Regions from separate parts of the Homo sapiens genome. Here region 2 is linked to region 1. A link is an interaction called in ENCODE POLR2A ChIA-PET data of the cell type or tissue named here. Cell type or tissue: PC-9. All regions are shown on one strand. Links, peaks and the distances in the headings refer to the core of each region. The heading gives the core; the rest is flanking DNA.

Region 1 (11,991 bases), core at 5,146-9,145:
GTCTCCTTTATTACCTAACACTAACAACTGAAATCAATCTACTGAGCTTAAGGTATGCACTGTACTACATACAATAACTAAAACTTGGTCCCTACTGAAATAGAGCTTTAATATCTACTCCCTGAAAGATTCTGGAGGAAAAGAAGGTACAAACACTAAGAGCTGCTGCAGGCAATGTTCAAGAAATAATTCAAGAAATAGGAATGAAAGCCGGGAATAGGTCATCAGTGGAGTTCCTGGAGGGTAAGTACTGGAAAGTATCAAATGTTCACATGTATATGAGTAAGACCTTACTATAAAATAGATTACCAGCAAAAACAATGAATGTGACTGACTCTTTAATTTCCTGATCATAGATCTAGGGTTTGATTTGATAAACTGTTTGCAATTAGAGAAACAGGAATTTTTGGTGTTTCAGTGAATAATGGTCATTAGCCAATTTCTCTAACTAATGTTAGGCTTTAGCTAACGAAAGTCCATTATGATGTCTAATCATTTTGCACAGCTATCTTGGTGATGAAGGCCACACTTCTCAAAATGGAATAATCATGCCATTGTCCACTGCCATCATCCCTGAAGAATACAGAGTGGTATATCAAGTAGAAGCCACAAAATGAAAAAGAGAAAATATTCCTAAGACATCCATTTTCTTGATGGAAAATAATTTCAAATGCTACTTCTATGTTAAAACATGTAGTATATTCTCAATAGGTATGTGAATTACACCAGTGTACGCTTTTGTTAATACTCAAACTGTATACAGAACTTAAGACCTATGCATTTCACTGTATGTCAATTTTACCTCAATTTTTTAAAAAATCAAAAATCAAAAGAAGGTATACCTTATGGAATACAATATAATATTCACATGGACTTTTAAGATAAAGCATTCTAGAAACTTCAACAAACCTGAGCTCTGGCAACAAAATTTGGGCTATGACCCCTGACTTCATAAGAATATAATAGTTTACTTCCCTCTGCCACTCAGGTACTTTAGTAGAAAAATGCATGAAGTAGAATACTAAGAAACCCAAAGATCCCTCTGATTCTAGCTTCCGGGTTAATTTAAGAGGTAGCTCCAGAATCTATCCAAAAATGCTCGGTTCCTGAAAGTTTCCCAACATCTTCTTTGGTAATTTTATGTAAATTGAGCCTTTTCTGGAAATTTATAATGGGTAACCTGCTAGGATTACTACTTAAGGTAGTCTGTGCCTTAACACGCATTTCCTAAAGCAATCTCTTCATAAAAAATAAATACCAGAAAATCGGCACAACCACAGTGACCCCAGCCTCATTGGTTCTGTTAATCAAAGGAATAACTGCAGAAAGGTACCAGGTACTTATAAAGCTGTATAACACCCAGCATTTACATGTAATACTTCCCTGCAGGGAGAAGGGCTCTGAAAGTTTGCTTGGCAAAATGGTTCTGACTCAAGGCCAGCATCTAAACAGCATCTAATTCAAAAAAAATTAAATAAACAAAATACACACATACCAAAATTATGAATCTAATATGAACCATTTTTATATATACTAATAAATAGATAAACCTGTTCAATAAACATCTATTGAATCACAGTGTTAAATAGGCAGTGGAGTCTATTAACCAGTAATTTTCTAAAATGAAAGGCAAAGTCCTAGTGTCTTGGAAGAACCTGACAGGACAGCAGCAAAGAGTGATATAATATCAGAGCCCGTGAACCAAAAGAGTTGAGCAGATCCCTGAGCCACGGCCAGTACTTGATCTGACAGTGGACAGAAGGACTTGGTGTGGAAGAACATGGCTTTCTCAACCCTGACATCAACCTCACAAGATCAGGGATAAACTTCAAAGCCTCCTACTTGCCATAATGCCCCATTATGTTTCTATCACAAACAAATTTATTTAAATTATATTTTTGCAGAAATATGTATTTTCTATTATCTTTTCTGAGGACAACAGTTTATAACAGTTCTGCCCTAATGTTTAAGACAGCCATGAATCCCAAGGGGAGGACTATTCATACAGAAATTTTTAGGACTCTAAGAAATTACTACTTGTTCAGATTCACCAGAATTTGAGTGATTAATCCTTTGATGCTTCATCCATGATTTCACAGGATGAAACCAGAGACGCTTTCAGCATTCAAGAAGAGAATCTTCTTCAGTGGCAGCTTTCCATCCCAGCAGTGTTACAGATGCCTTTCCTTGGGGCTTCTTTAACTCACATCTTTCTAACCGAGGGATACATAATTGTATTTTCAGAACATGAACACCACATTCTTAAACATGAGTGGGATAGTAGTTTTGGTTCCGGTTCTGCTTTTTGATGAGTAACTTTTTTGTTTGATCTTCATGATCATAACAGTGATGTGATCACAGCAGTCAATGTCTTCTTGAAAAGTTAACAAGCACTCTCCAAGCTTTTTCTGGGTCTTAATGACCCAATTGGTGAATTACTTAGCCCTTTGCATATTACCTTCCCTTTGCTAAAATGCCCTTGGAAATCTATAAATTCCTTTGTGAGCTAGGTATATAGAAAATCTTAAATCAAGGAACCAACACAAGAAACGTATTCCAACTGTTCTATATTGTTTAGCCAAATAATCCTGTTCTCACCCCATCTACTCAAAAGTACATGCAAATAGAGAGAAGATAGGAGGTGGGAAACTGAGCAACTACACCTCAAATAGGAGCTTTGGTTTAGCAGAAACAAATATCAATACTATGAAAATAAAGTAGAAACATATGTATTTTGTTGTTGTTGTTGTTGTTGTTGTTGTTGTTTTGAGACGGAGTTTCGCTCTTGTTGCCCAGGCTGGAGTGCAATGCCACGATCTCGGCTCATTGCAACCTCCGCCTCCCAGGTTCAAGCGATTCTCCTGCCTCAGCCTCCCGAGTAGCTGGAATTACAGGCATGCGTCACCATGCCCGGCTAATTTTGTATTTTTAGTAGAGATGGGGTTTCTCCATGTTGGTCAGGCTGGTCTTGAACTCCCGACCTCAAGTGATCTGCCCGCCTCAGCCTCCCATAGTGCTGGGATTACAGGCATGAGCCACCACGCCCAGCTACTTTATCAATCTTTTAAAATGTCATTGGACTCAGGACACAATTAAGAATTCTCCTTTTCTTTTGAGACAGGGTCTCACCCTGTTGCCCAGGCTGGAGTGCAATTGCATGATCTTTCTAGAAATCTAGAAAATAAGTACTCACGAATCAAAGAGCTACAGAAACTAGACAGAATAAATTAAAGAATAAAAAATGCATAAGTTAAACTCCGCAAGTAACCATACCTTTTGGTTACTTTGTATATTAAAATTTGTATATTACCTTCTCTTTGCCAAAATGCCCTTGGAAATCCACAAATTCCTTTGTGAGCTAGATACATATAAAATCTTAAACCAAGGAATCAACACAAGAAAAGTATTCCAACTGTTCTATATTGTGTTTCAAAAGTAAGTGAAATGACATCAGTCTATTTACAATTTCTTGGATACCAGGTCACTAAAAACAGACCATTCTACACATAGAAAATGTGAGTGAAAAAAGACCAATTTATTTTCCACAAGTAACAGCCAAAAGGGGTTTTTAAATTAAGAATGACTAATTCTCTAAATCCGTAATCAATAATCCCTCACCACTGTCTGTTTTATTCCTTCATGTTCAGCTTCTGTTCTCCAGTAAAGGAACAGCCTTCCCCATACCCGGCACTCCTGGGTTTAGATCCCAAATCCCTTTACCTTCTCTACACGCGTATTCAATTTCCTATCAACATTTGATGCATATCATAATCAACTTCAGGAATTGTGAAAAACATACATTCTTGGATCCCACTCTCAGTTTCTTATTTGTTCAGGAATAGACAAATAGGGTAATTAACTGCTTATCTGGAGAATCCAGAAGAAAAAAAAACACATAACAAACCTAAAATACTACCATCTTCCTGAAAGAACATAGTCCACCATTGTTAGAAATCTAGAAAATAAGTACTCAGGAATTAAAGATCTAATAACACTAGATAGAATAAATTAAAGAATTAATAAAATATGCATAAGTTGAACTGGGTAAGTAACCATACCTTTTGTGTAAAATTAATACTGTTTCAAAAAACAAGTGAGATAGTAATCAGAAATCACAGCTAGACCTCAAGTTCTCAGTGACTTCTTCATCTACCCTTCCTCTTTAGTGAATGATACAGTATCTTTCAGTTGTTGACTTGGATTCTCCTGCCAGCTACGGTTTTCTTGTCCTTAACTCAGTTTCTAAAATCTACCTCTCCTATTAGGCCCCAGGTCCCTCCTCCCACAAACTGCCCTCATAGACACAGTTCTCATACATCCAATCTGTCCTTTAGCCCATACGTTAAAAAGCCAGGACTTAGATTTTAGCAATAATTACTTGGGAGCACGGGAGAAAGTAGCAATATGGTAACTGACTTAGCCTCTAGAGTTAGAATGACCAGAACTCAAATCCTGAAGCATAGAAATAGCTACATGGATAGATATTTAACCACCTGGAGTCTTAGGTTCTTCATAGATAAAATGGTAAACAATAATGTCTATCTCTTAGTCTTATTTGTAAAGATTAAATAAGATGGTTTAAAATATCTATCACATTGTCTGATACATAATGTTCCATAATCAGTAGTAATTATTATTGTGAATACAGAGGATTTTATGAAAACAGTATAATGCAATGAGAATGTTCAACACTCATTTTAATGGGATGCCTAAATACCAAATAAGCCAAATTTTTCACTACTGACCAAACCATTCAAACTCAGCAAATTTAGCAGATCCTTAGCACCCTGAGATCACTGTTAACACCAAAATAAAATTTTTGAAATCAACATTTTTCTTTATGAAGTCAAAAGACGTATAGCATTTAAAGGGTGGGTAAAATTAGGTCTTCACTACCTCAGCAAAAATGACTAAAAATGGCTTTGATCTATAAATCCCTATATATTTGGAAATGCAATGTCCTTAGAGATTGCGTATCTCCTTGCCTCTCAACATGGATGTTGAGACTAGCTGAAATATATCTGTGCTTCAGACCTGAAAAAGGAAATTATGAAGAAACCATATTAGAATTTGTCATGTTACTTCAAAAGAAATAACCTTTAGTTGGGGCAGGAAAAATGGGGATGAATCCAATTGTGATTAATTTTTAAGCACTTTTACTGATTTTTAAAATACAATTTTACTTTCAACAATGATTTAGAGAAGTCACTTGATTTCACACTTTTCTATCTGTAACAATGGAATAAATCCTATATGTCCCAAGTCCCTAATGTCTATTTTCCCTACCATAGCGAAAGCTCGTGGGGGTACCTATTTTTATTTACTTCATATTCCCAGGCCTTAATACCATGCCTAGGTTTCTGTGGTTATCCATTTAAGAGTTTACCTTTGAATACATTAAGAATTGTTTCAGTTGCTTCTCTAACATGAGCAGAGGATCAGACCAAGTCCAAGAGCAATCCCTTTTTTTTTTTTTTTTTTTTTTTTTTAATGAAACAGGGTTTCTTCTGTTGCCCAGGCTGGAGTGCAGTGTGGCATGATCATGGCTCACTGCAGCCTTGACCTCCTGGGCTCAAGTGATTCTCCTACCTCAGCCTCCCAGGTAGCTGGGAGTACAGGTGTGGGCCACCATGCCTGGCTAACTTTTTGTATTTTTTAGTATAGACAAGGTTTTGACATGTTGTCCAGGTTGGTCTTGAACTCCTGGGCTCAAGAGATCCGCCTGCCGCAGCCTCCCAAAGTGCTGGGAATACAGGGGTGAACCAGTGCGCCCAGCCCCAGGAGCAATCCTTTAACGCTGTACTAAACTCTCACAGCTGAAACAAACCCAGCAATTATTTATTGGGGAATCTTCCATGTGCCATGTACCCTGTTCAGAAAAGCTCAATGTTCTGCAACTAAAGTAAACATAGGGCTTTCTTCAGCCTCTTACATGAAAAAGGATAATAGTCTGGAACTTGTGAAGAATACAAATAATCTGAATTTTAAAATATTTCAATTTGTCAATGTTTATGAGCAGCTCTTCCCCATGTGGCCCTAACAGGGCACAGAGTCACAGGGAATTACTCCCAGAAGGATGTTCCTGATCATTCCAGGGCAGGCTCTTATTTATAAATGAGAAAACTAAGGCCTGTTGAAATAAAGTGTCTGGCACAGGATACTCACATCAGTGTAAAAACCAGGGTTGAGATCTGGTTTAACAATTTTCAGGACTATATTCCCTTACACACAAATCTATTAATGAGGTCGGTGATGCCAGAAAGAAAGGATCATGCATATTACATTTTTATATTGCCTCTTCTTACAGTCTTATACATTTATGCTAGATGTGAAAGCAAAAGCTGATACGGTTTTTCCGAAGAATGCTTCCCCCAACAAAAATGCATTGTATTAACAAAACTTAAACAGCATCACTATTGTAAATGTTTCTTTAAAAGAAGAAAAAGATGGGTGAAATGCTTTCGTGGAAACCACTTCATAACACTGATGATCATAAAGAATTTTCACATAAAAATCAACAAAGTGTTGTCACTGGGCTCATTAGTAATCGAAGATGCAGCATCAAATAATTAACTAACACGTGGCTACTTCTGTATTTCCTCTCTCCTTTCCTGGTATGTGTGTGTTTGTATGTGAGTATGTATAACACAGAATATACAAAGGGTCCAAAAGAACTATAAAAATATATTTACAGTGTATAAATATTGAACTGTGCTGTAAATTACCTGTTGATATAATAACTTTATTTAACATTTTTTTTGCCTTCATAATGTTTTATAAGAGCTCCTAGGAGAATGACTTAGATAGCGCTAAACTCTCCAAAAAAGTTGTTCCAGGAAATTTGATTTGAGGTTTTCATTTTCTCAAAAAGAGTTCCTATAGCAAAAGGAGGCATTCAAAATCATTCCACTGAGCTACAGTTGAAGTACTTACTTTAGTGTGCTGTCAATTCCGCCTCTAAAATATCACTTACCTCTATCCAGGTCTCTATAGTCCCTATGGCCACCCTAGATGAGTAATTACTTCCAGCTCTGATGCTGTAATAGTCTCCTCATCTGAGGCTCCTGCCACCCATACCCTGCTCCAATGTCACCAGTGTTGGCTACCAAGCCTGCTTTAGATCCTACATGGTTGGCCTGGCAACTATGACCTCCCCAGGATCTGACCCTGATCTTACTTAGAAGATACATTTCCCTTGTAGTTACTCTTTCTTCAGCTGAACTGAATCACTGCTGGAGCCCCTAAACTCTGTTGTACTTCCCAATCTCTGGCATGCCATTGCTTGCGGTTTACCCCTCACCAAAACTGTCCTTTCCCCTCATTTATTCATCTAAAAAAATTATTTCCAACCTATGCTGTACCACCTGCTAAAAATACAAAGCCAAATAAGGTGATCTCCCCACGCTCAGGGGGATGTGCCCAAATCCCATTCAACTCCAAGGCCCATTTCAAGTTTCCATGAGGACTTCCCCAACAATAGCGTCAAAAGTTACCGATCCCTCATCTGACCATATTGTCTGTACCTCTCCAGAGTGACTAATCACTTTATCCAAGAGTCAACAGTTGACTCTTGGTATTGAGCATCTACTATGCCCAGGTATGTGCTAGATTATTCCCCTTGTGTTATCTCATTAAGGTCTCATAGGAAAGTTGTTTCTGTACTTCTTCCTCTCTCTTCCTGTTGTATACACTCCTTGTGAGCATGTATCTTACCTATCCTTATCTACTTTGTAACATTCACAGTGCCTAGAATACAGGAGATGCTCAATAAATACATGCTGAAAAAATTAATATCTATAAATGAATGTATAAATGAATGAATAAGGAGGAAAAGAAAGTATTTATTCCCATAAGAATTTTTGAAAAATTAATATTAGCTCTTCTCCCTTGTCCTGGCTCCTTGAGAGTTATTTTAAAATTTAAATGCACCTTTCCTTCCATTCAGTATTAAAAAAAAAAAAAAAAAAGGTAAGAACAAGCACGCTTACTTAAGACACTTTTTCTCAGTCCAAAACACCCACTTAATAGCTCACCTGACTGCTATTAGGAATTTCAAGGAAAAGTCTTAAGAGAAGTATCAATCAGCACTTCAGCTGCAAGGAATGCACATGGCTTGCCCCTAATTCTGCCAACTATGGAGAAAGCCATCCAGAGTACCAGGCATCCTCTTCCAAGCATAATAGTAGATTCCCAAAAGTCTGCCACCAGGTACAAACTTCTGTACAACTTTTCATGCTGAACAGGAATGTCTCCAAGTCTGCCAGAGCTACTCTAAAAATGGTGCAGAAAAAGACGTGCATGTCTTGGAAGAGGACGGACATCCCTAAGGTCAGCACACTGTTCGCTATCTTTGCACACACCTATCCTGGACTTGCATAATTCCTGAGAGTATGATCCCTATCTCATCACAAACCACACTCTAGAGCAACCTCCCCTCTCTCTCCTTCCCTTGCTTTATTTTTCCTATAACATATAGCCATCTAATATGCACCATACAGCTTACTTATTTTATTTATTTTCTGTTTTCCCCCACTAGAAAGTATACTTCATAAAGGCAGTATTTTTAATGGTCTTATTACTATAGTCCCAGGAACTAGAATGGAGCCTACCCCATTTATTGAGTAAAAGCTTGATAAATGTTTGTTGAATAAATACAATTATTTTACTATTTATTTTTCATATTCTATTTTTAAAACTTTTTGATTCAGGGAATACAAGTGTAGGGTTGTTACATGGGTATATTGCATGATGCTGAGGTTTGAGATACGGATGGTCCTGTCACCCAGGTGGTGAGCATACCCAATGGTTAGTTTTTCAGCCCATGCTCCCCTCCTTCCCTTCCCCATCTAATAGTCCCCAGGGTTTGTTGTTCCCATCTTTATGTCTATGGTGTATTCAATGTTTAGCTCCCACTTATAACTGAGAGAATGTGGTATTTGGTTTTCTGTTCTTACGTTAATTTGCTTAGGATGATGGTCTCCAGTTGCATCAATGTTGCTGCAAAGGACATGATTTTGTTCCTTTTTTATGGCTGCATAGTATTCCACAGTGAATATGTACTACATTTGCTGTATCCAATCCACTGTTGATGGGCACCTAGGTTGATTCCACGTCTTTGCTATGGTAAACAGCACTGGAATGAACATAACAGCCCATGTGTCTTTTTGACAAAACAAATTACTTTTCTTTGTGTGTATACCCAGTAGTAGACTGCTGGGTCAAATGGTAGTCCTATTTTAAGTTCTTTGAGAAATCTCCTAACTGCTTTCCACAGTGGAACTATTTAAATAATATTCTGCTTTGTCTTTAAATGTATACTACTAACCATTATTAAGATCTCTCCCAAAACATCTCCCAAACATCTCCCAAAACATCTCCCAAAAACATCTCTCCCAGATGTTTTCTGCATCTGTTTTTCTCATTCATAAATTATCAGACCACATAGTATGCTTATAAATAGACAAATGGAACACACACATAAACACAGATACGCTAAACACGTCTAACGAAAAAGGCAAAAGTGTTTTTAGCAAGAGTATAAATTTATGACTAGTAAGTAGCTTTATATAGGTAGTATCTTTTTAATTTTCAAAATGACTTCAAAAGGTAACTATTATTTTCCTCGTTTATGGATGAGGAAACTAGAATCCAAGAGGTTAAGTGCCTTGTTCATACTGACACAGTTAAGAAGTGGTACAAATGACATTCAAACAGGAGTTGTCTGACACACAATCATACGTCCAAACCTCGATGCCTCCCAGGTAAGTATTTAAAACACCAACTTAATTAGGCTCTGAGAGTGTGGCTGAGCCCAGAATTGCATTTTATATCATGAGAAAGAAGCCATAAAAATGACAAAGACAAGCAACCATTCCAGGAATCAGCAATTAGAATCTAGGTGTCAGAGTCCCTAGATATGTGATGAAAGTAGAAAAGGAGTTGGCTTTGGCCCTCCTGTGTGATTCCACCTAAGTTACTCAACCTCTCAAAGTCTCAGTCTCAAAATTTGTCAAATAACAGAGAAATGAAGAATAAGATCAATAGAAGGGAAAGAAGAAGGGGAGGGGAAGGAAGGAGAGCAGAGTGAGGTGGGGGAGTGGAGGAAACAAGAAATTGGGGGTTGGATAAATTACATCTACCAGTAATATTTGTTATGATCTTCAAAGTGAGATATCTGAAAGTACACAGAAGAGTGCCGGGTACACCACAGGCAGTAAGTACATATTATATTTAATATCATATTTTATTCATTTATTGAAGGGTAGAACAAATATAAAACGAAAAGAAAACCAACTGGGATAGGTTTCATGGGAATCTGTGAGAGATCTGATCAGATCTTAAAGTCGTATGTCAAAAAAGCTTGCAAAATTCAAAATTCAGCCTTACATTTCATTCATTCATGAATGCTCATTTACTTAGTAGGTATTGAACTAGGTACTGTGAAGTCATGGAGGGCACAATCATCACTTACACAAATAAGATGAAGTTCAATGATTTCATTGACTGAGCAGATACTTACTGAATGGTCACCAATACCATTAGCTTATTAAAGATACTGTTTTAGAGCCATTATCAGTTCTTTCAAATTTTTCTTTCAGTTCTGCAGTATAATTACAATTTATGCCATCATCCCGACTACAGCTGAGATTCAAAGCTATAAATATTCACAAACAAAAAAAATTGAGGATGTTTGAGCTTTATTTCATGTTGTCTAGGGAAATACTTCTCTTATACTACCTCATTATAAAACAACTTGTTTAGATAACTGTTACTTGAATAGCTCTTATACATTTGTAAAGCAAGGAAATAAGCATTGATTAATCTTTCAAACTATCTTGAACATTATAAAGTTTACCTAAAATATTCATGCCCACAAGTCAGAATAAATAAACTAACAGAACAGTTATGTTAATATACTATAACAGAAACTGGTTGAGTAAGAAGTTACTCAGCAAATCAATATAATTGCTTCTCCTTCTGAAAATACAGCAGTAGTAGAGAGGATAAAGGAACCATATATTACTTTCAGATACAGTAACTATATTACATTTATAAAGAAATAAGATAGTTTTTCAGGTCCCAAATCATGATCAAATATCTAATTCACACACTTTAAATCAAAAAGGCATTTAACAGAAATTTTCTTCTTGGATTAACATGGATTTTTATAACAGTAAAATGTAACTTTTTAAATTATTTAACTCAGAAGTCCCAACCCTTTCAATAAACAACAAAGAAAGTAATAAAAATTCACGACAGGCTACATGTTTCTGATACAAGTTTCTTACAGAAATTATCTGTCTCATGTAAGATAAGATGATGTAGCCCTAAAAAGATTTGTCACTAAAAGCACATAATAACAACTGATTTAATCATATGGTTCTGTGTATCATGGAATCTAAAAAATCTGGGTTTTATGTCACAAAAAGTAAGTAAATAACTAGTGTTCTGACAATGGGCTATAAAAACTATGGTCCTTAAGTTGCCCAAACTAAAATTTCCTAGATTTATGACAGTAGTAAAGGTAAAACAAAATTGCAAATAATTTATAGGCAGGAATGACTAGAGAAGACGTAACATCTTGGCACAGTCTTAGGAGTTAAGGAATGAAAATATGGATGGTCAGTAGCTCCCAGGTCTTAGATCTTCAGAAGGCACAGAAGAGTGTGCTGATTCAAACAAACTAACGTTATCTAATGAGTCCGAGCTAGGAAGCTGCATGAAAGCTTGGGACAGGTTGTGTATTACAGTGCAGTCAAACTGTTCAGTAGCCAGTGGGTTAAGCATGACCTTGAGGTTTCATGTGTAATACTCCTGCTAGAAACAATTAGCACCTTTGAGCTACGATAAACAAGCACTCTACTTTTTACAAACCAGCAACATTTTAGTGCCCTTTCTACCAAACTGTGAGGAGGATTAGTAAGAGAGCACCATTTCAAAAATCTTTGTTTGAAACCCTGTGTTTTACAACCATGTCACTGAGCCAAATGA
Region 2 (11,991 bases), core at 3,059-7,058, 80 kb after region 1:
AGCCAGTTTTCCCAGCACCATTTATTAAACAGGGAATCCTTTCCCCATTGCTTGTTTTTGTCAGGTTTGTCGAAGATCAGATGGCTGTAGATGTGTGGTGTTATTTCTGAGGCCTCTATTCTGTTCCATTTGTCTATATATCTGTTTTGGTACCAGTACCATGCTGTTTTGGTTACTGTAGCCTTGTAGTATAGTTTGAAGTCAGGTAGCGTAATGCCTCCAGCTTTGTTCTTTTTACTTAGGATTGTCTTGGTTATACGGTCTGTTTTTGGGAGTCCATGTGAAGTTTAAAATCATTTTTTCCAATTCTGTGAAGAAAGTCAGTGGTAGCTTGATGGGATAACATTAAATCTATAAATTACCTTGGGCAGTATGGCTATTTTCATGATATTGATTTTTCTTATCCATGAGCATGGAATGTTTTTTCATTTGTTTGTGTCCTCTCTTATTTCCTTGAGCAGTGCTTTGTAATTCTCCTTGAAGAGGTCCTTCACATCCCTTGTAAGTCATATTCCTAGGTATTTTATTCTCTTTGTAGCAATTGTGAATGGGAGTCCACTCATGATTTGGCTCCCTGTTTGTCTATTATTGGTGTATAGGAATGCTTGTGATTTTTGCACATTGACTTTGTATCCTGAGACTTTGCTGAAGTTGCTTATCAGCTTAAGGAGATTTTGGGCTGAGACAGTGGGGTTTTCTAAATATACAGTCATGACATCTGCAAACAGAGACAATTTGACTTCCTCTCTTCCTATTTGAATACCCTTTATTTCTTTCTCTTGCCTGATTGCATCGGCCAGAACTTCTGATACTACGTTGAATAGGAGTGGTGAGAGAGAGCATCCTTGTCTTGTGCCAGTTTTCAAAGGGAATGCTTCCAGCTTTTGTCCATTCAGTATGATATTGGCTGTAGGTTTGTCATAAGTAGCTCTTATTTTGAGATACATTCTATCAATACCTAATTTATTGAGAGTTTTTAGGATGAAGCGGTGTTGGATTTTATCGAAGGCCTTTTCTGCATCTATTGAGATAATTATGTGGTTTTTGTCATTGGTTCTGTTTATGTGATGGATTGCATTTACTGATTTGCGTATGTTGAACCAGCCTTGCATCCCAGGGATGAAGCCGACTTGATTGTGGTGGATAAGCTTTTTGATGTGCTGCTGGATTCGGTTTGCCAGTATTTTATTGAGGATTTGTGCATCGATATTCATCAGGGATATTGGCCTGAAATTTTCTTTTTTTTGTTGTGTCTGTGCTAGGTTTTGGCATTAGGATGATGCTGGCCTCATAAAATGAGTTAGGGAGGAGTCCCTCTTTTTCTGTTTGGAATAGTTTCAGAAGGAATGATACCAGCTCCACTTTGTACCTCTGGTAGAATTTGGCTGTGAATCCGTCTGGTCCTGGGCTTTTTTTGGCCAGTAGGCTAATTACTGCTTCAATTTCAGAACTTATTATTGGTCTATTCAGGGATTTGACTTCTTCCTGGTTTAGTCTTGGGAGGGTGTATATGTCCAGGAATTTATTCATTTCTTCTGGATTGCCTAGTTTATTTGTGTAGAGGTGTTTATAGTATTCTCTGATGGTGGTTTGCATTTCTGTGGGATCAGTGGTGATATCCCCTTTATCATTTTTTTTGTTTGTTTCTATTTGATTCTTCTCTCTTTTCTTCATTAGTCTGGCTAGTGGTCTATCTATTTTGTTAATCTTTTCAAAAAAACCAGCTCCTGGATTCATTGATTTTTTTTTGAAAGGTTTTTCGTGTCTCTATCCCCTTCAGTTCTGCTCTGATCTTAGTTATTTCTTGTCTTCTGCTAGCTTTTGAATTTGTTTGCTCTTGCCTCTCTAGTTCTTTTAATTGTGATGTTAGGTTGTTGAATTTAGATCTTTCCTGCTTTCTCCTGTGGGCATTTAGTGCTATAAATTTCCCTCTAAACACTGCTTTAGCTGTGTCCCAGAGATTCTGGCATGTTGTGTCTTTGTTCTCATTGGTTTTGAAGAACTTATTCATTTCTGCCTTTATTTTATTATTTACCTAGTAGTCATTCAGGAGCAGGTTGTTCAGTTTCCATATAGTTGTGCAGTTTTGAATGAGTTTCTTAATCCTGAGTTCTAATTTGATTGCAGTGTGATCTGAGAGACTGTTTGTTATGATTTCTGTTCTTTTGCATTTGCTGAGGAGTGTTTTACTTCCAATTATGTGGTCAATTTTAGAATAAGTGTGATGTGGTGCTGAGAAAAATGTATATTCTGTTGATTTGGGATGGAGAGTTCTGTACATGTCTATTAGGTCTGCTTGGTCCAGAGCTGAGTTCAAGTCCTGGATATTCTTGTTAATTTTCTGTCTCATTGATTTCTCTAATATTGACAGTGGGGTGTTAAAGTCTCCCAGTATTATTGTGTGAGAGTCTAAGTCTCTTTGTAGGTCTCTAAGAACTTGCTTTATGAATCTGAGCACTCCTGTATTGGGTGCATATATATTTAGGGTAGTTAGGTCTTCTTGTTGCATTGATTCCTTTACCATTATGTAATGCCCTTCTTGTCTTTTTTGAGTTTTGTTGGTTCAAAGTCTATTTTATCAGAGACTAGGATTGCAACCCCTGCTTTTTTTTTTTGCTTTTCATTTGCTTGGTAGATCTTTCTCCATCCCTTTATTTTGAGCCTATGTGTGTCTTTGCATATGAGATGGGTCTTCTGAATATAGCACACCAATGGGTCTTGACTCTTTATCCAATTTGCCAGTCTGTGTCTTTTTAATTGGGGCATTTAGCCCATTTACATTTAAAGTTAATATTGTTATGTGTGAAATTGATCCAGTCATTATGATGCTAGCTGGTTATTTTCCCTGTTAGTTGATACAGTTCCTTCATAGTGTCAATGGTCTTTACAAATTGATATGTTTTTGCAGTGGCTGGTACCGGTTGTTCCTTTCCATGTTTAGTGCTTCCCTCAGGAGCTCTTGTAAGGCAGGCCTAGTGGTGACAAAATCTCTCAGCATTTGCTTGTCTGTAAAGGATTTTATTTCTCTTTTGCTAATGAAGCTTAGTTTGGCTGGATATGAAATTCTGGGTTGAAATTCTTTTATTTAAGACTGTTGAATATTGGCCCCCACTCTCTTCTGGCTTGTAGGGTTTCTGCAGAGAGATCTGCTGTTAGTCTGATGGGCTTCCCTTTGTGGGTAACCCCACCTTTCTCTCTGGCTGCCCTTAACATTTTTTCCTTCACTTCAACCTTAGTGAATCTGACAATTATGTGTCTTGGGGTTGCTCTTCTCGAGGAGTATCTTTGTGGTGTTCTCTGTATTTCCTGAATTTGAATGTTGGCCTGTCTTGCTAGGTTGGGGAATTTCTCCTGGATAATATCCTGCAGAGTGTTTTCCAACTTGGTTCCATTCTCCCCATCACTTTCAGGTACACCAATCAAATGTAGGTTTGGTCTTTTCACATAGTACCACATTTCTGGGAGGCTTTGTTTGTTCCTTTTCATTTTTCTTTTCTAATCTTCTCTTCATGCTTTATTTCATTATGTTGATCTTCAGTCTCTGATATCCTTTCTTCTGCTTGATCGATTCAGTTATTGATACTTGTGTATGCTTCACGAAGTTCTTGTGCTGTGTTTTTCAGCTCCATCAGGTCATTTATGCTCTTCTCTACACTGGTTATTCTAGTTAGCAATTCCTCTAACCTTTTTTCAAGGTTCTTAGCTTCCTTGCATTGCATTAGAATATGCTCCTTTAGCTCAGAGGAGTTTGTTCTTACCCACCTTCTGAAGCCTACTTCTGTCAATTTGTCAAACTCATTCTCTGTCCAGTTTTGTTCCCTTGCTGATGAGGAGTTGTGATCCTTTGGAGAAGAGGCTTTCTGGTTTTTGGAATGTTAAACCTTTTTGTGCTGGTTTTTCCTCATCTTCTTGGATTTATCTACTTTTGTTCTTTGATGTTTGTGACCTTTGAGTGCAGTTTCTGGGTGGACATCCTTTTTGTTGATGCTGATGCTATTCTTTTCAGTTTGTTAGTTTTCCTTCTAACAGTCAGGCCCCTCTGCTGCAGGTCTACTGGAGTTTGCTGGAGGTCCACTCCAGACCCTGTTTGCCTGGGTATCACCAGCAAAGGCTGCAGAACAGCAAAGATTGCTGCCTGTCCCTTCCTCTGGAAGCTCCATCCCAGAGGGGCACCTGCCAGATGCCAGCCAGAGCGCTTCTGTATGAAGTGTCTGTTGACTCTTGCTGAGAGGTGTCTCGCAGTCTGGAGACATGGGGGTCAGGGACCCACTTGAGGAGGCAGTCTGTCCCTTAGCAGAGCTTGAAGGCTGTGCTAGGAGACCCGCTGCCTTCTTCAGAGCTGGCAGGCAGGAACGTTTAAGTCTGCTGAAGCTGCGCCTACAGCTGCACCTTTCCCCAGGTGCTCTGTCCCAGGGAGATGGGAGTTTTATCTATAAGCCCCTGACTGGGGCTGCTGCCTTTCTTTCAGAGATGCCTTTCCCAGAGAGGAGGAATCTAGAGAGGCAGTCCGGCTACAACGGCTTTGCCGAGCTGCAGTGGGCTCCACCCAGTTCGAGCTTCCTGGTGGCTTTGTTTACACTGTGAGGGGAAAACCGCCTACTCAAGCCTCAGTAATGGTGGACGCCCTGCCCCCCCACCAAGCTGGAGTGTCCCAGGTCGACTTCAGACTGCTGTGCTGGCAGCAAGAATTTCAAGCCAGTGGATCTTAGCTTGCTGGGCTCCGTGGGAGTGGGATCCACTGAGCTAGACCAGTTGGCTCACTGGCTTCAGCCCCCTTTCCAGAGGAGTGAACAGTTCTGTCTCACTGGTGTTCCAGGTGCCACTGGGATATGAAAAAAAAAACTCTTGCAGCTAGCTCGGTGTCTGCCCAAACAGCTGCCCAGTTTTGTGCTTGAAACCCAGGGCATTGGTGGTGTAGGCTCCCGAGGGAATCTCCTGGTCTGCGAGTTGCAAAGACCGTGGGAAAAGCATAGTATCTGGGCCGGAATGCACCATTCCTCATGGTGCAGTCCCTCACGGCTTCCCTTGGCTAGGGGAGGGAGTTCCTTGACCCCTTGTGCTTCCTGGGTGAGGCAACGCCCCACCCTTCTTCTGCTCACCCTCTGTGGGCTGCACTCGCTGTCTAACCAGTCCCAGTGAGATGAGCCTGGTTCCTCAGTTGGAAATGCAGAAATCACCTGCCTTCTGTGTTGATCTTGCTGGGAGCTGCAGACCGGAACTGTTCCTATTTGGCCATCTTGCCAGCCCTCCTCCTTAAAACAAAAATTAGAAAAGGAAATTCTATATCCCAATTAGTGAGTATCCTGAAATGATTGTTCCAAGTTATATTTATGGAAAAACATTATTAATTCGGAATTAATAATGGGGGAATACCAAACTGAAGCTGTCTCATTTTATCCTTTTCCTTGGTCAGTTTGTTTGGATGCATCCCAAATGTATACCTCTGGCTCTGGCTCTCTGGATACACCTTACCTGCCAGACTTCTCCAGATTAATAGTCCGCCTTGCATTCAACAGATCCAAACCCCAACCACAAATTCTCTTCTTCCTGCTATAATATATTACCTCAGTTTAAGACAACATCAATCCAGTGAGTCATGGGCTTCATTTCTGAGACCCTCCTCTTCTTCTCCATCTTCCTTTCTGGTGTGCAGTCCCGGGAGCATCTCTCAGAGTGTCTTCCACCTATTTCCTTTCTCTGTTCTCACTGTTAATGCCCTTGTACCATCACTGATTATGTCTCACCTTGGCTCTAATGATAGTCTCCTGTCCCTTCCTCCAAGCCATCTGAAACATTGTGCCAAAATTTCTAGAGTAATTTTGCTAAAATAAAAATTTAATCATGTCACTCCAGTAATCAAACATATTTAGTCTCCTTGACTACAGGATAGAGACCCTACGGGATAGAGTTTAAAGTTGCTCGACAGGACATGTAAAGAGGCCTCTTTCTGATTACTGTTTGTCTTTTGGCCATATTTCCCTCTATTCCTCCTCGTTTGTGAACCCTAAACTCTGTTTATGCAGGGATATTTGCTTTTAGTGATGACTATGCACCCTTCTCCATCTCTTTGCTTTTAGTCTTGTAGTTACTACAGCCGAGTTTGTCATTCCTCCATCACTACCTCCATCTTTGTGTGGCCCTACTAAAAATACCACTTCTGCCAGCAGCCTTCTTTCATAATCAAATCTGGAATCATATTTCCCCCTTGCATGGGAGATACAATGAGCATCCTGCCCTTTCCCCCAGGCACATCATCTCCAGGAACATAGTTAGGTTTCCAGCTGTGAGCAGTTGCCTGAGGACATTCCTCTTGCACCTGGTACCAGGGCAGCTCACAAGTGCCAGAAGTTTTCATTCCTCAGGAGTAGCCTTTAACCAATGGAGGAAGCAAACTGGAAGATAAATACCTGAGTGTCCTTGCCCCTCAGGCTAACGAAGGCATCTTCTGTTCTGTCCCCAGAGCTCCCCAGCAACATTGAGCCCCAGTTGCTCACAGCAGGAATCTGTTCCATAATATACCTTTTGCTATCGGCTAGTCTAACTTCCTGACTCCCCTTTTGGTGCTGTCTGTGATCACCTCCCAAATAAACAACTTGTGCATGCATTCTTGTCTCATGGTTGGCTTCTGGTGGAAGCTAATGTAATACACAGTCCCTGTGCTCTCATAGCAGGCTACTTAGACTTTCCCCTTCCTAACTTCATTTAGCGTGGGCAATACTCGTTTGAGAAAAGTCGTTGAGATCAGAAACAGCATCTTTCTCAGCATGTTCCTTTCAATACCTAGCACAATCTCTTACTCGAAGTAGGCGTTCAACAACTAAAGGTTAAGTGTAAGTGCTTCAATGAAGAGGAAAATCTGCATTATGGCACTTAAAATAAAAAGATAAAAAAAATTAAGTATTTACAATAATTCTCTATAGAGCAATGACCACATCATACTTTAGAAGCTCCGCTCTAATGAACAGAACAAATTATCTGTAGCCTTCATATTCCATACTTTTTGTTGTTGTTGTTGTTGTTGTTGAGATAAGATCTCACTCTGTTGTCCAGGCTGGAGTGCAGCAACGCAGTCATAGCTCTTGCAACCTTGATCTCCTGGGCTCAAGCGATCCTCCCTCCTCAGCCTCCTTAGTAGCTGGGACTACAGGTGTGCACCATCAGGCCTAGCTAATTTTTAAATTTTTAGTAGAGGCAAAGTCTCATTAGGTTGCCCAGGCTGGTCTCCAACTCCTGGCCTCAAGCAGTCCTCCTGCTTCAGCCTCCCAAAGTGTTGGGATTACAGGCATGAGCCACCACACCCAGCCTCATTCCATAGTTTTTGAGTTACCTGGTATTGAGAGTCACATTTCCATGTACCTGACCCGTTTCACCCACTGGCCTCTAAGCTCACTAAAGACAGACCTTTGATCTATGTTTTTTTATAATACTAGCCCCTCACCTGATGTGTTGCACCCAGTATATACTCAATTCCAAAAATATGTTTTATTAATTTTTTAAATTTTATTTTATTGAGACAGTGTCTTGCTCTGTTGCCCAGGCTGGCATGCAGTGGCATGATCTCAGCTCAGTGCAGCCTCAATCTTCCGGGTTCAAATGATCTTCCTACCTCAGCCTCCCAAGTAACTGGGACAACAGGCACACACCACCATGCCTGGCTATTTTTTTTTTTTTTTTTAAATAGAGACGAGTTCTCACTCTGTTGCCCTCACTGGTGTCAAACTCCTGAGCTCATCACGCAATCCTTCTGCCTTGGCTTCCCAGAGTGCTGTTGTTACAAGTGTGAGCCACTATGCCCAGCCCAAATTATTATTTAATGAAACCAAGAATTTTAAAGCACATGAGGGTGTTTTAAAATTGTTTCTTTTTAAAGAGGTGGTTTATTTTGTTGCCCGGGCTGGAGTGCAGTGGTGCGATTTTGGCTCACTGCAATCTCTACCTGCTGTTCAAGTGATTCTCCTGCCTCAGCCTCTTGAGTAGCTGGGATTACAGGCGTGCACCACCACGCTAGGCTAATTTTTCTATTTTTAGTAGAGACGAGGTTTCACCATACTGGCCAGGCTCATCTCAAACTCCTGACCTCAAGTGATCCGCCTGCCTCAGCCTCCCAAAGTGCTGGGATTACAGGCGTGAACCACGGCATCTGGCCTATACCTGTCATTTTTGTGCCCACTATAGAAAGATAAACCAGCGGAGTTCTATTATATTACTTATACAAATTTTAAGTTGAGAGCATCCAAATTAATGAGGTTTTACTGTACTTATGAAATTAATTTGACAATTATTGAAATCAAGATCTTGTAGAGAGAGTGTGTGATTCACATTAACAGTCTCTGAATATCCTAATTGTGTAGTCTTCATTCTTTTTGGCCATCATCTCTACTGCAGCATTTATTCACATTTAGCTCTGTGTTTTCACCCCAAAGAGGCCCAGATCTTGTAACTTTTCTGCAACCAGAAAATCTAATTCATTGTTAACAGACACAGTTGTGTGTCTGCTAGGCTGCTGTAGACATAACCCTTTAAAAGTTAGCTTAGTTAAAGGAAACAAAATAACACAAAACAATAGAGGTGTGTGTGTGGAAATCAGTGTTGTATGGCCTGGACCTATTCTTACCGCTCTTATAAAGCAACTCTTTCTGTGTGTGGTGTTTCAGCTTTACTTTAATAATTAGCAAGTCTTGGTAGATCAGAATTTCACTTGGGCCTTGTCCCTTAGAAAATAGTGTTAGAGGTTCCTCTGCCAGTGGCATTGGCAGCCAAGAAGGAACAAATTAAGGGATCAGTCTGTACTCACATGTAGAGACCTTTACTTCTTGGGATGATCCAAATATCTGCGTAATTTTACAATGGAGATAAAAGTTGATGAAATACTTTTGAATAGATTGTGCATATAGATATGGCCAGAGAGCTTGTGGATGTAGTTGTTCAGATGCAGTTACTCTGCTAAAAGGAATACAGATACAACTCAAAGGTACATAAAGAAAAAAATTCTGCAGGAAACTATACTTAGGATTACATCTCTGGCATTTATGTTTCTTTATAGTATTAGCACTTTACCTGATGTCTCACACACAATGTATGCTTGATTCCAAAAATATTTTTTATTTTTATTTTATTTTTTTGAGACAGTGTCTTGCTATCTTGCCCAGGCTGGCATGTAGTGGCATGATCTCGGCTTACTGCAGCTTCAATTTCCTGGGTTCAAGTGATCCTCCTACCTCAGCCTCCAAAGTAGCTGGGACAATAGGCACACACCACCATGCCTGGCTGATTTTTTTTTTTAATTTAATAGAGATGAGTTGTCACTCTGTTGCCCAGGCTGGTCTTGAACTTCTGAATTCACTCAATTCTCCTGCCTTGGACTCCCAAAGTGCTAGCGTTACAAGTGTGAGCCACTTTTAATGGCTCACCCTGCAAAATTTAAAAATTATTATTATAATTTTTTGAGAGAGAGTCTCACTCTGTCACCCAGGCTGGAGTGCAGTGGCATGATCTCAGCTCACTGCAGCCTCCACCTTCTGGGATTAAGCAATTCTCCTGCCTCAGCCTCCCAAATAGCTGGAATTACAGGCATGCACCACCATGCCTGACTAATTTTTGTATTTTTAGTAGAGATGGGGTTTCACTGTGTTAGCCGGGCTGGTCTGGAACTCCTGACCTCAAGTAATCCTCCCACCTCTGCCTCCCAAAGTGCTGGGATTACAGATGTGAGCCACCACACCGGCCCAAAATTATTATTAAAGAACAATAAAACACATGGTTAGGGAGTAGCAGTTTATTTTAATTATGTTCCCTTTTGAAAAACATCTGACAAATATTGCAACTAGTAATAAGGTGCCCAGACAGAAGGGATTTCCCAGAAAGGAGAGGTCTGTAATCCAGGTCTTACATTGTTAACCTCAGGACTGGCTACAAACTTATTGCCTGATACAAAATGAAAATGCAGAACTCCTTGTTCAAAATGTATTAAGAATTTTTTTAGCACAGTAGAGCATTAAACCAAGTAGGGATGTGGGGCAGGTCGGGGAGAGGTGCTTGGGGACTGTGTTACTGGTGTTACTGTATAAGTCCTACACTTGTGAAACCAGTCCTGGTTACCCACCAGTTACTGAGATCCTTCTCCGCAAGATTTTGTTCTTAGTGTTTCTTGATTAAATGATGTATCCCTGGACACACATGAGAAATCCAGATTATGACTGAGTCTATAGAGGTGCTATGTAAACATGATTCTGTGATTTTTTTTTCTTATTATTCTGTGATTTCTTAATATACTAGAACCCTTATCTATCCCCCAGTGGAAGACATCAAAGATTTTTTGGGTAGGGCTGGCTCTTAATAGAACTCAATAATAGGGCCAGGTGTGGTGGTTCATGCCTATAACCCCAGTACTCTGGGAGGCCAAGGTAGGCAAATCACTTGAACCCAGGAGTGCAAGACCAGCCTGGGCAACATGGGGAAACCCCGTCTCTACCAAAAATATAAAAAAATTAGTCGGGCTTTGTGGTTTGCATCTGTGGTCCCAGCTACTTGGGAGGCTGAGGTGGGAGGATCGCTTGAGCCCAGGAGGTTGAGGTTGCAATGAGCCGAGATTGTGCCATTGCACTCCAGCCTGGGTGACAGAGCAAGACCCTGACTCAAAAAAAGAAAAAAAAAAAGGAACTTCAATAATTCATCCTAGAAGTATATGCTTGCATTCCTTCCCACTTGATTGTCAGTTGTTAAAAGCCAAGACCCCAGTCTTGGGATTCTGAGATTTCATGCAGTCATCTACCCCCATATAGTTTGGAATGAGGGAGAAATGGCAAAGGCACTTACATGATTATTTCACTATGGCCTTTCTCACAAATTCCTCCCTGATCTCTGTCCCTTGCTGAAACTGAATCTGTGTACTCCTTTTCTTTCTGGGCCACCTTCCAGGCAGGTGGAAGCCATCTCCTCTAGGCCTTTTCTCCTCCTTCCCAAACCACCCCTCCAGGCAATAGAGGGATGAGGATCGATCTTCCTGAACCAGAGAACTTGGTCTTTACTCCTGTTTCCCCACACTCTACTCCTCCTTATCTTGGAGGCCCAGCTGTATCCTTTAGTTTATCTTTGACTTGTATGACTTTGTTCTCCCTAGGGATAGAGTCAGGGGATAGAAACACTTCAGTTCTGTCTTGAAATTAGAATAAAGATGCAGAGGGCATGAGACCCACCTCTGCCGTAGATTCAGTTTTGATTGCTTAATCAGGTGAGTTTTATGTGTCTACTAAATCACAAATAATTAGAGAACAGCATGTGTTAATAATCCTGAAAAATCCCAGGAACAGTTCTATAGCAGTGCCTCCAAATGTGATTAGAATTCTTTGCTCACAGACAGTATATTTCTTCCAAGTCTAAGAAAACACATGTGCTGTGTGAATTAATTTTATTGTACTTTTTCTAATTAGTCTTCAAAAGGCTTGGCTGTTTTGCTTATTGGTGAGCTCCTGTGACAAACCAGGGCATTCGATTGAATTGTAAACCAACTTATGACATTGAGCAAAGCAAACTTCCAAACAGATTGTGATTCTTCTTATCAAAGCAGTTATGAAAAAAAAGTTGTAGAAAAGGCATTTTTCGGGCAATTTAAAAATTAATGTCTGGTAAATGAGAATAATTCTATCTATCCTCTTATTTATTTCAGAAGAAAAATTTCAGAGTTTTTAAGGTATTTTTTAAAATGGGAAACTTAATAAGGAAATGGCATTACTTCTACTACTACTATTATTATTGTAAATATATTTAGGTATTATTTAATACTTAAGTAATTTTAAGTAATTTATTTAAGTATTATTAGTTTTTAGAATTCGTGACCTCTTATGGCCAAACTGGTTTTTAATAAGCTAGAATTTAGTAATAGGTTTTTTCCATTGAATTAGGTTTTAATAGAACCTAAGTTATTACTTAATGGATAATTTCTACTTGGAAATTGGTAAGACATATTGAGTATACATTAGATATGCTGAAGGG

Evidence for each region. ChIA-PET counts read pairs that join two places held together with the same protein. Peaks named below come from ENCODE experiments on the same cell type or tissue, not always from the same donor. Only the 100,000 strongest peaks of a DNase experiment are listed, where the experiment ranks them.
Region 2: POLR2A ChIA-PET joins it to region 1 with 8 read pairs; 2 of 35 experiments call an interaction of 5 or more read pairs at or near these places.

What each region holds. Positions count from the first base shown.
Region 1 is chr3:107,545,846-107,557,836 of GRCh38, reverse strand. All of the region lies in intron 2 of BBX (BBX high mobility group box domain containing), which reads right to left. Among named protein-coding and RNA genes, the nearest start is that of BBX, 29 kb to the right of the region's middle. In PC-9, for the core only: no CTCF peak of the experiment used is centred there; no DNase peak of the experiment used is centred there.
Region 2 is chr3:107,463,315-107,475,305 of GRCh38, reverse strand. It overlaps LINC01990 (long intergenic non-protein coding RNA 1990), which reads right to left. Exons shown (of 3, transcript NR_110039.1): 3 at 11,394-11,991. Among named protein-coding and RNA genes, the nearest start is that of LINC01990, 38 kb to the right of the region's middle. RefSeq lists enhancers at 3,894-4,632, 4,633-5,371. In PC-9, for the core only: no CTCF peak of the experiment used is centred there; DNase peaks (open chromatin) are centred at 4,575 and 6,265; H3K4me3 peaks cover 573 bases.